2 separate regions of the Homo sapiens genome follow, and region 2 is linked to region 1. Evidence: read pairs that join two places in POLR2A ChIA-PET (ENCODE). Cell type or tissue: OCI-LY7. All regions are shown on one strand. Each heading gives the region's core, and the rest is flanking DNA. Links, peaks and the distances in the headings are about the cores only. Region 1 overlaps CPLX1 (complexin 1). Region 2 overlaps LOC124900162 (a long non-coding RNA gene).

Region 1 (5,364 bases), core at 174-5,173:
AAACAAACAACAGATGGCACCATTTCAGGTAATGGACAACTACAAAGGGAAATACAGCTGGTGACGGGCCAGAGAGTGGCAAGGACTGTGTTTTTCTTTGCCTACATTTATTTGGGATTCATGTTTAGTTCTACAATCAATAAGAATGTGTCTGTGTGTTGTGCAGGGGTCCAGTTTTATTCTTTCCCATTAAGTATCCTGTCCCATCTGGGGATACTGCATTCTTTCTCCAGGGTCCTGAGCCTCCACCTCTGTCTCTGGTCCCACGTGGGGGTCCTGTGTCTGTGGGGGTCTGGGGATGGGCTCCCCACTCTGGGCCCGTTGTCTGTCTTCCTCCCACTGCACCATCATCATTCTGTCTTGGTATCTGGTGGACCTCACTCTCCTCTTTTTCCTTCAGGTGTCTGTCCTGGCAAATGGGCCTTTTGCAGGTCTGTATGCAACACTCAGCTTGTCAGATTTCACAGAATTTTCTTCTTAATTCTTCGGAGTTTGGGGAGGATGGACGTCTTTACGTGTGGAGTTACCCTGGCCAGAAAAATAACAAGTGTCTTTCTTTATTTAGATATTGTTTAATTTTTCATTCAATTCTATAATTTTCCCCGTAGTTTTATTTCAAGTTAAAAAGCATTTTTCCATTCTTAAAAATTAACATTGGGCTGGGTGCAGTGGCTCATGCCTGTAATCCCAGCACTTTAGGAGGCCGAGGCAGGCGGATCAGGCAGTCAGGAGTTCGAGACCACCCTGGCCAATACGGTGAAACCCGTCTCTACTGAAAATACAAAAATTAGCCAGGCGTGGTGGCGCGTGCCTGTAGTCCCAGGTACTCAGGAGGCGGAGGCAAGGGAATTGCGTGAACCCGGGAGGCGGATCTGGAAAAGTGGTGAGGCCCACATGAAGTCTTCAGTGGGGTGGTCGCTGGTACCATGTCCAGGTCTCAGCTTTGACGAACACTCGGTGGCTGCAATGTCAGCGTCTAGGGAGCCCTCTTATACAATCTTTGTGACTCTTCCGTAAATCTACAATTATTTCAAAATGAAGCTTTAAAAATCAACTTTAATGGATGTAGTATTTACATATACATTATGTATAACGTATACTAAATTGAATGCAGCCATTGTCATTGTACTTACCGTGTAAGGGAACCCTGGGCAGGGTTTTGACCTCAGGGGCGGCTGCTCTGTATAAGCAGATCCCCCCAGAAACTGCCTGGGCGTCTCGGGAGCGTGGGTGCCACTCCAGCAAAGGTCTGGGAGGTGGGTTCCCGGGAAGAGCCTCAGGGCTGGAAACGCGCGGCCCTGACCCCACCCTCCCCGATGTCTGCAGAGGAAACGTCTCTGCTTCTGCCCCTTCTGCTACCGGGAGGTGGGGTGGGCGGTGGAGTCTCAGCAGGGCCAGAGGGCAGGGAGGCGCCGCGATCTGCACCCCCCCCCCACCCCCTCTCCACCCGGTTTGGGGCGAGCTCCCGGGTGGGAAGGGCCCCTCCCGCTGGGACTGAACTCCCTCCCCAGAGGGTTTATCCGCCTGTGCCGCTGTGGGGGGCGTTGCCAGCCCCGTCATTGCCGCGGGGTCGTGCCCGGTGCGCCCCCCCACCGCCTCCACCTCTCACGGGGGGAAGCTGAGGCTCAGAGAACGAGGTAGGGGTGGGGTCGGCCCCTGTACGTCGAGGCCAGTAGCGGACCCCAGCCAGACTGCGGGACCCCCAGCCTCGGATCCGACCCCCCTGCAATCAGAGTCGGGGTGTCCCAGCCTCAGGCACCACGTGGGACCGCCCCGCGCCGCAGCGGCCTCCTCTGGAAACGGGGGCGGGGGTGGGTCGCAGCGCCGCCCTCCTGCGGATGCGGGATGCAGCTCATGCTTCCAGGGTCCGGCGGGGTCGCGGGGTGTCGAGGTCGAGGCCGGCGGGGTCGCAGCAGTGCTCGGGGCCGCCCGTTCTGCGCCGGTCTCGCCGCTCCGGCGTCTGTGCCGGGAGAGCAAATGGCACTTTGGGTTTCTGTGCCAGGAACAAGCTTCCCGCAGTTTCTGTTGCGCTCCTGGCTGCGCCCAATTCCCAGCTTTTGGAAGTGGTTCTGGAGGCGCCTCCCTGCAGTACCCGGGCCGAAAAGCGGGGGGGCGTGGGCGGCATCTGTGACGCTCCCCAGGTTCGCGGCGGGTCCCTCTGAGCCTAGTGGCTTTGCAGCCTGCGGGGAGCACGAATCCTCGGCTCCTTAGAGGTGGGCCTTCCAGAAGCCTTTGGCGCCTGGACCAGCCCAGGGCTCAAGTGGGGCCTCCACACTCTCAGAGCGGGAGGGCCCCCCACAGGCACCCCTGGAGCAGAGCGCAGCACACCTGGTGCTCTATAAATGCCGGCTCCCGCGACCAGACCCAGAGCCTATGGGATCAGCTGGAGGGGAGGGAAGGGGCAGCCCACTGAGCTGCAGAAGCCCTGCAGCTCCCCACCCCTGCCAGGAACCCCTTCCATCAGGAGAGCAATGTGGGGAGAGACCAGGCTCACCCACCTCCTTATAGACGCCAGTCCTTTCCAGGAGGGAGAAAGAGCCACGGGTCACTCACTTTAGGGTGAATTAGCTTTTCTCATGGGGGTTAAGATTTGCACAAAGGCAGTCAGGACTGTGGGGGCTGTCCTTGCCTCCCCCACACACCTGCTAGAGACAGCCCGCTGGAGGCAGAGAGATTTTGGTCCAATGACTGGGGACTGTTAGAAGAATCCAGGAGCAACTCTACTGTGACCCAGTTTCCCTTGAGTCATGGGCCTAAAATCTGCTTTGCAAAACATGGCAGATGCGGCTGAAAACTGACCACAAGCCTCTTAGCTTTCTGTTGAGGAGTCCAGATCTGTGCTATCAGCCAAGTGCCTAGCATAGGCTGCCTGCCTGTCCCCAGCAGCGACGAGGGCAGCAAGAGGGGCTCGTTCTCCCCACACCCCACTGCCTGTGATAGCTTCAGACAGCCAGGATATGGGGGGCAGGGAAACAGGTGCAGTCGGCGGCGCCTGCAGGATGCAGGCATGGCCCTGTCTGAGTGACACCTTCAGCCCAGAGCACTCAACCAAAAAGCTATTCTCCTCCCACCAACAGCTCGGGCCTTCCAAATGACAGCTCCTGCCCACCCTCGACAGGGAGCTCACTCCTGAGTGACTGGCAGAGGCAGCACTGGCACAGATAGCTACAGGCGAGGGCGTCGCCCCAGGCTCCGTATAGCACGGAGCTTCCCGGTATCAGCATAGTAATGGCGAGGGGGAACCCAGAGCGCCAGGGACATGGAGCTGCTGAATCCACAGAAACGAGGTGGGGGGCACACCTGGACCCAGGTGGAAAGTGGCTGGGTGGTGTTAGTCTAACCCACAATTTCACCTGACATCTCTACCCGAGGCATGGGCTCAGCTGGTCGGGGGCAGTCCTTAGGAGGTCTGGCATCCAGGGGGCAGAGCCCAGAGGCAAGACCTTCAAGGAGGGGGCAGAGCCAGTGCCTCACCACTGAGGAGCACCTCGAGAGGGGGCCGGGTGGCCGCGGGGGGAGAGCGGCATTTGCAGGGGCAACGTGTGGCCAGAGTCCCCTCACACACACGAGGCTGGTCCAGGAGCACCCCTGCAACGCTGAGGGCTATAAGTGGCCATGGAGGAGCCTGGCCGCTCTGCCAAGTCACCTCCCTCAGTGACACCTGTGTGCTGGGTCCAGCCAGCTTGCTCTGCTCTCTGGAGCTGCCGAGGGCCAGGGCTCCCCGCAGTGCCTGCTGTATTCAGAGCCCGTAATTATGCATATCTGTCCTGTGGGCTGAGTTGCAGAGCTGTTTAGGGAGGTGTTTGTGGGGCCTGTGAATCAGCAGCTCATGAGAAAAGTAGTGACTAGCACCGCAGAGCAATTAGGGCCTGGGTGCCAGTAACAAGCGGTCCCCTGCAGCCCCAGCAGGGCCCCTGCCAACCCCCATGCCAGCTCCTGCCCCAGCAGGGCCCCTGCCAGCCCCCATGCCAGCTTCTGCCCCAGGGGTCAGACTTGGTGACCTTGCCTCTGACAGCCAGCCCTGCCCCTCAACCCACTGCCTGCATAGATGGCTGAACCGCACCACCTCCAGGAGGCCAGGCCTCTGCTGGACACATGACCAGAGAAGACGCTTCAACCCCTGGAAGCTCACACACAACTGCACGCGCAACCACAAGACGACAAGCCTGATCACACAACCGCATGCAGTCAACCACACACACATGCACAACCACACAGCCAGGCATGCATATGACACAAACACAGAACCACATACAGATGTACGACCACGTGGTGCACACACAAACACAACCACAACAGCCACACGTACGCATAAGCACGCAGTCACACACAGGTGCATACAGACGCGCAACCACAGCGCCACTCTCCCTCCCCCCACGGAGTTGCCTGTGTCTCTTGAGGAACAGAAAGCAAAGCAGGAGACCCCAGCACACTGGATGGAGGGTCCCGGGCAGGAGGGTCAGGGCCAGATGGAGGTGGGAGGAGCGGCTGGAGGGTGGTGGGGGCAGCCAGAGGGTCGAGTGGATGGAGGGTTTGGGGGGTCGGCCAGAAGGTGGGGGAGTGTGGCTGAGACACTAGCCCGGCCCTGGACATCTGAATGGGGCGGTCTGAATCACCAACTTCTGTACCAGGGGCCACCAAGGACATGGGGAAGATGCTGGGGGGTGACGAGGAGAAGGACCCAGACGCCGCCAAGAAGGAGGAGGAGCGGCAGGAGGCGCTGCGCCAGGCGGAGGAGGAGCGCAAGGCCAAGTACGCCAAGATGGAGGCGGAGCGCGAGGCCGTGCGCCAGGGCATCCGAGACAAGGTGCGCGCCGGGCCGGCCCCGCCTGCGGGAAGGCGGCCCTGAGTCCAGCGGGGACCCAGATCCCGCCTGGGTGGAAGGGGCTGCCCGGAAGAGGGGCGGGCGTCCCCCTGGGCCTCCTACCCTTTGGGGGCTTCAGAGTGGCGGAGGGGTGAGGGGTGGGGGCTCCGGGTTGGGCTCCCTCTGTGGGGCCCAGCCCCTCCTGCTCCTGACCACAGCGCCAGCCCTGGCGGGCTTCCTAGGCCCGCATTCCGATGCGCAGCCCTGCGTGGAGCCTGGCTGGCTGCCTGGGGCCCTGGGCCGAGGGGTCGTGGGGCGGCCACCTGGCATGGGGGGTGCGCTCTCAGGTGAGCCCGGCCTGGAGTGAGGACTCAGGGAGGGGGGCACCCACTGGGATTCACGAGGCGGCCCAGAGTGGCTGCCAGCACCAGGACAGCCACGCAAGGTCACTCCCACTCAGCCCGGTCCCCTCAGCGGCCAGGTCCGAGGGGCACGAGGCACAGGGAGCAGCCTGGGTCCCGACAGCCGCTCCGGCTTCCTCGGTGGCTCCAGCACGGCCC
Region 2 (5,364 bases), core at 47-5,046, 180 kb after region 1:
TGGGCAACAGAGCAAGACTCCGTCCCCCCAAAGAAAAAAAAAAAAAAAAAAAGAATGGCAACTCTCTGGAGAAACAATCACTGAACTGGTAGAAAGGAATGAAATTATAAAGAAACAGTTGAACAGAAGAGGATTACCAGCAGATGAGAGCTATGGCTGCCTGATTTAAAAGGCCAGGGGAGGCCCACCAAAAAGGCCACAGGCCAGCCTGGCCAACATGGTGAAACCCCATCTCTACTAAAAATACAGAAATTGGTTGGGTGTGGTGGTGCGCGCCTGTAATCCCAGCACTTTGGGAGGCTGAGGCGGGCGGATCACCTGAGGTCAGGAGATCGAGACCAGCCTGGCCAACATGGTAAAACCCCGTCTCTACTAAAAACACAGAAATTGGTTGGGTGTGGTGGTGCGTGCCTGTAATCCCAGCACTTTGGGAAGCCAAGGTGGGTGGATCACCTGAGGTCAAGAGTTCGAGATCATCCTGGCCAACATGGTGAAATCCTGTCTCTACTAAAAATACAAAAACTGGTTGGGTGTGGTGGTGGGTACCTGTAATCCCAGCACTTTGGGAGGCCGAGGTGGGTGGATCACCTGAGGACAGGAGTTCGAGACCATCCTGGCCAATGTGGTGAAATCCCGTCTCTATTAAAAATACAACAATTGGTTGGGTGTGGTGGTGGGTGCCTGTAATCCCAGCTACTTCGATGGCTCAGGCACAAGAGTTGCTTGAACCGGGAAGCGGAGGTTGCAGTGAGCTGAGATCACACCACTGCACTCCAGCCTGGGCAACAGAGTGAGACTCTGTCTCAAAAAAAAAAAAAAAAAAAGCCACAGGAAGCTCCCCCGTGAGAAGCACTGATTCACCCCACAGCTCCAGAGGACCAAGAGATTCAGACCCTGGGGCTGGTGTCAGTTGGCACTCCCCAGGAAGCAGACACTGGGAAGCAGGTTCACTGTTGATTTGTTTGGACGTTGGTCCCCTCCAAGCCTCATGTTGAAATGTGATCCCTGATGTTGGACGTGGGGCCTGGTGGCAGGTGATTGGGTCATTGAGGTGGATCCCTCACGAACAGCTGGTACCCCTCTTGTGGGGCTGAGTTCTCCCTCTCACCTCCTGTGAGCTCAGGTTGTTAGAGCCTGGCCCCCACCCCCCTCTTCTCCCACCCTGGCATGATGGGTCCCCTTCACCTCCCCCACGAGTGGAAGCTCCTGAAGCTGTCACCAGAAGCAGACCCTGGTGCCAGACTTCCTGTACAGCCTTCAGAACCGTAAGCCAGAGAAACCTCTTTCTTTACAAATGAGCCAGCCCCAGGTGATGCTTTACAGCAACACAGCTGGACTAAGACAGCATGCCCTGGACTCAACCTGGACACCTGACTGACGCCCTGGACTCCAGCATGCCCTGGACTCAGCCTCAGGGGAGGACTCTAGAGAACTCCCAATACCATGAACCAGCATCAACCCACGTGCAAGAGTCCAGGGAGACAGAACACACACACAACCAGTTATGAAAGCAACTTTATTACTCACAGGCAGGCAGCAGGGAACAGCAGAAGCTTAGGATCCATGGTGAGCGGGTCCCCGAGGCTCGGGAAAGCTGCCCAGAACGAATGGAGCCTTGTCTATGTGTGTCCCGCTTCACACCACAGCTGAGAGATCCCAAAGGTGCACTCTGCTCTGGGTTCCATAGCCAGGGGTGACTCATAGGGCTACAGTGTGTGGGACATCCTGCCCTAGGAGGCACAGGAGCAGAGCCAGGGCTGTCCGGCCGGTCCTTCCCTAGACCAGGTGGTTGCATTCCTGGCACATTCTTCAGGTATTCTCGAGAAGTACGCGTGAGAAGGGAGGGGCTTGTTCATTCCAAGGCCACCTGGGACTTGTCCTGCAGATGCCAAGGCAGAATAGGAAGTGGATTTATGGGATGGGGGCTCCCTGCGAGGGGTAGAAGGGAGATGAAGGAGGGGCAGGTGGGGAACCCCAGGTGGGGGTGTGGTTGTGGCACCTGTGGAAGGAGAGGGAAGGTAGGTGGCTGGGCAGGACCAGCCTCAGACTGCAGTTCGAGACCGTACTAGCCAGGCTCGGAGGAGCCCTGGGGAAAGAACGCCTTTCGGGGGAGCCCCTGCGCGTGGAACATTCTGAGTCTACACCTGCCATTGCCCAAACTGGACTTCCAGCCTCTGGTACCTCATGTGAGGAGCTCAGGAGCCGCTGCTCCACCCTAACAACAAGTCAGCTGAGCAGACTGAAAATCAACAATTCTTCCCACACCCAAAACAGCGGTGAAGACGTAGGTACCTGGTACACCCAAGACTTGAGGGGCTGACGGGCGCTGGCCTGTCAATGACGGGGCCATGGTTTGCCGGAGCAGAGACGCATCCGTGGAAACCACCTCAGGAGCCTGTTCCAGGGCGGGGAAACCCGAACTGTAGCTGATAGATCCCTGGAGGCTCAGTGTGGGCAACTCCAAACTCCTCCGGGGACCCAGTCATGGCAGACACCACGGGGGGATCCAGTCATGGGGGACACCATGGGGGGACCCAGTCCTGGGGGACACCACGGGGGGACCCAGTCATGGGGACACCACGGGGGCACCCAGTCATGGGGGACACCACGGGGGGACCCAGTCGTGGCGGACATCATGGCGGGGGGACCCAGTCATGGGGGACACCACGGCAGGGGGACCCAGTCATGGTGGACACCGCACGTATGTGAGTTTTACCCCAGGAGTTCTACCACATTCTCACAGTGAATATCAGAAAAATCTCATTCTGCAGGTAGGAGGATGGAAAATGGAATCATTTTGAAACACACCAGAACATTCTGTCCTTAACAAGAGCTGCCCTCAGGAGAAACTGTTCAGCTAGACTATAACCTGCCAGGGGAAGAGAAATATCCAACTTCCGCCCCCTCGAGCCATCCTGTCTCATCTAAGAAAGTGAGGGGTGGGCGGCTGAGAAACCCTTGTGAAGCTCACAGCCCAATGCACAGTTTCACTAAAGACTGAGGCCTGGTTAGAAGGTTCTAGAATGCTTCCCCTCCCCCCACATCTTACAACCACATCACTAAAGGCATCTTTACGGCAGGTCTTTATACTCTGTACATCATGTCTGGCTATCAAGAAAATATTACAAGACATACTAAAAGGCAAAAAAAAAAAAAAAAAAAAAAAAAAAAAAAAACCCATACCAGAATTTGAGGAGCCAAAACAACCATTAAAACCAGACAAGGCAGTTATGTTGGAATTATCAGACCAGGAATTTAAAACAGCAATGATTAAGATGCCAAGAGCTCTAGTGGGTAAAGTAGACAGCACACAGGAACAGATGGACAATGTAAGCAGACAGATGGAAAGTCTAGGAAGGAACCAAAAAGAAACATAAAGATAGAAAACACGGCAACAGAAATGAAGACTGCCTTTGATAGGCTCATTAGGAGACTGGACACAGCTGAGGAAAAAGCCTCTGAGCTTGAGGATAGCTCAATAGAAATTTCCAAAAGTGAAAGGCAAAGAGAACAATCACTAAAAAAAAAAAAAAAAATAAAAGAACAGAATATACAAAAGCTGTAGGACACCCATAAAAGGTGTAACACAAATAATACCAGAAGCAGAAGAAAGGAAGGAAGGAAGGAAGAAAGGGACAACAAAAAAACTGAAACAATAATGACTGAGGGATCCTCCAAATTAATGTCAGACACCAAACCACAGATCCAGGAAGCTCAGAGAACACCAAGCAGGATAAATGCCAAAACAAAACAAAACAAAACAAAAAACACTGCCCCCAAAGAAAACAAACAAGTAAACAAAATGACACCTAGGCATCTCATATTTAAACTATGTAAAATCAAACATGAACAAATTTTGAAAGAAGCCAGAAAAAACCTCCCAACACCAACACCTTGCCTGTAGCGGAACCAAGATAAGAATGACATCCACCTTCTCTCAGGAACCATGTGTCTGAGTCCATTTTCTACCACTGTAACAGAATGCCACAGATGGGGTAAATTATCAGGAAGTTTATTTGGCTCACAGTTCTGGGAGATGGGAAGTCCAGGAGCTTGGTGCTGGCATCTGGCCAGGGTCAGTCTATGGTGAGGGGCAGAGCAGGGACGCAAGCAGGGGAGACAGAGAAAAAATCAGCCTGAACTCATCCTTTTATCAGGAGCCCACTCCCAAGACAACGCACACACTCCTGAGTTAATGGCACTAATCTGCTCACGAGGGTGAAGCCCTCAGGAGCTAATCGCCTCTCAAGGGTCCCATCTCTCAGTATTGTCTCAATGGCAATTAAATTTCAACAGGACTTTTGGAGGGGACATCTGAACCACAGCACCACACAGCAGGAAGAGAGCGGAGTGAGATATTTAAAGTGTTGAGAGAAAAAAACCCACCAAGCTAAAATTGTGCACCCCATGAAATTATCCTTCAAAAGTGAAGGAGAAATAAAGACTTTTTCAGGAAAACAAAAATTGAGGGAATTTGTCGTCAGTAGACTTGCCTTGCAAAAATCTTGAAGCTTTTTAAAGAGAGGAAAGCAATATAGATCAGAAACTCAAATCCACGTAAAGAAAGGAGGAACACCAAAGAAGGAACAGTGAGGTAAAATAAAATTTTTAATATTCTTATTCTTAGCTGATCTAACAGATAACAGCTCTAAATAATAACAACAATGTATTTAATTATATATGGCTCCTTATGTATCTTGTGTGTGTCTTATGTACATATATGCTTACATATGCTTAGACATGATGGAAACAAATGGCATAAATCATGCAAAGGACACGAAGAAGGAGCTAAGATTATGTTGTTGCTGTAAGGAACTCATGTTACCTGTGAAGCAGTGGAGTGTTTGAAAGTAGACTTGGATTAATTGGGGATGATATTGCAAATTCTAGTGCAATCACTAACATATTCTAAGAAAGGAGAGAAATGGAACTGAGCATATAAGATGCTCAATTAGAATCATAAAAGGCAGAAAAAGAGTGGGAAAAAAAAACAGGAAAAAAGAACAAGGGCAAAAAAATAGAAAGTGGTAACAAAATGGCAGATGTTAATCCCATTATATGAATAATTACTTTGAACATCAATGGTCTAAATACAACAATTAAAAAAACAGGGATTTTTGGCAGGGCGAGGTGGCTCACACCTGTAATCCCAGCACTTTGGGAGGCTGAGGCAGGCAGACCACAAGGTCAAGAGATCAAGACCATCCTGGACAACATGGTGAAACCTCGTCTCTACTTAAAAAAAAAAACATGGTGGCATGCACATGTAGTCCCAGCTACTCGGGGGGCTGAGGCAGAAGACATTTTGAACCCAGGAGGAGAATCGTTTGAACCCAGGAGGCGGAGGTTGCAGTGAGCCGAGAT

Evidence for each region. ChIA-PET counts read pairs that join two places held together with the same protein. Peaks named below come from ENCODE experiments on the same cell type or tissue, not always from the same donor. Only the 100,000 strongest peaks of a DNase experiment are listed, where the experiment ranks them.
Region 2: POLR2A ChIA-PET joins it to region 1 with 5 read pairs; 2 of 35 experiments call an interaction of 5 or more read pairs at or near these places.

Annotation. Positions count from the first base shown.
Region 1 is chr4:791,876-797,239 of GRCh38, reverse strand. CPLX1 (complexin 1) reads left to right here. Exons shown (of 4, transcript NM_006651.4): 3 at 4,632-4,807. It overlaps LOC105374339 (a long non-coding RNA gene), which reads right to left. Exons shown (of 4, transcript XR_925032.4): 3 at 1,134-1,960; 4 at 91-1,019. Among named protein-coding and RNA genes, the nearest start is that of PCGF3-AS1, 13 kb to the right of the region's middle. RefSeq lists enhancers at 2,159-2,388, 2,739-2,858, 5,236-5,364 and a silencer at 3,899-3,948. In OCI-LY7, for the core only: CTCF peaks have their summits at 2,080, 4,368 and 4,679; DNase peaks (open chromatin) are centred at 2,679, 2,999, 3,749, 4,289 and 1 weaker place; H3K4me3 peaks cover 3,266 bases; H3K27ac peaks cover 3,365 bases.
Region 2 is chr4:614,237-619,600 of GRCh38, reverse strand. It overlaps LOC124900162 (a long non-coding RNA gene), which reads right to left. Exons shown (of 2, transcript XR_007057986.1): 2 at 1,503-1,879. Among named protein-coding and RNA genes, the nearest start is that of PDE6B, 8.7 kb to the left of the region's middle. In OCI-LY7, for the core only: no CTCF peak of the experiment used is centred there; no DNase peak of the experiment used is centred there.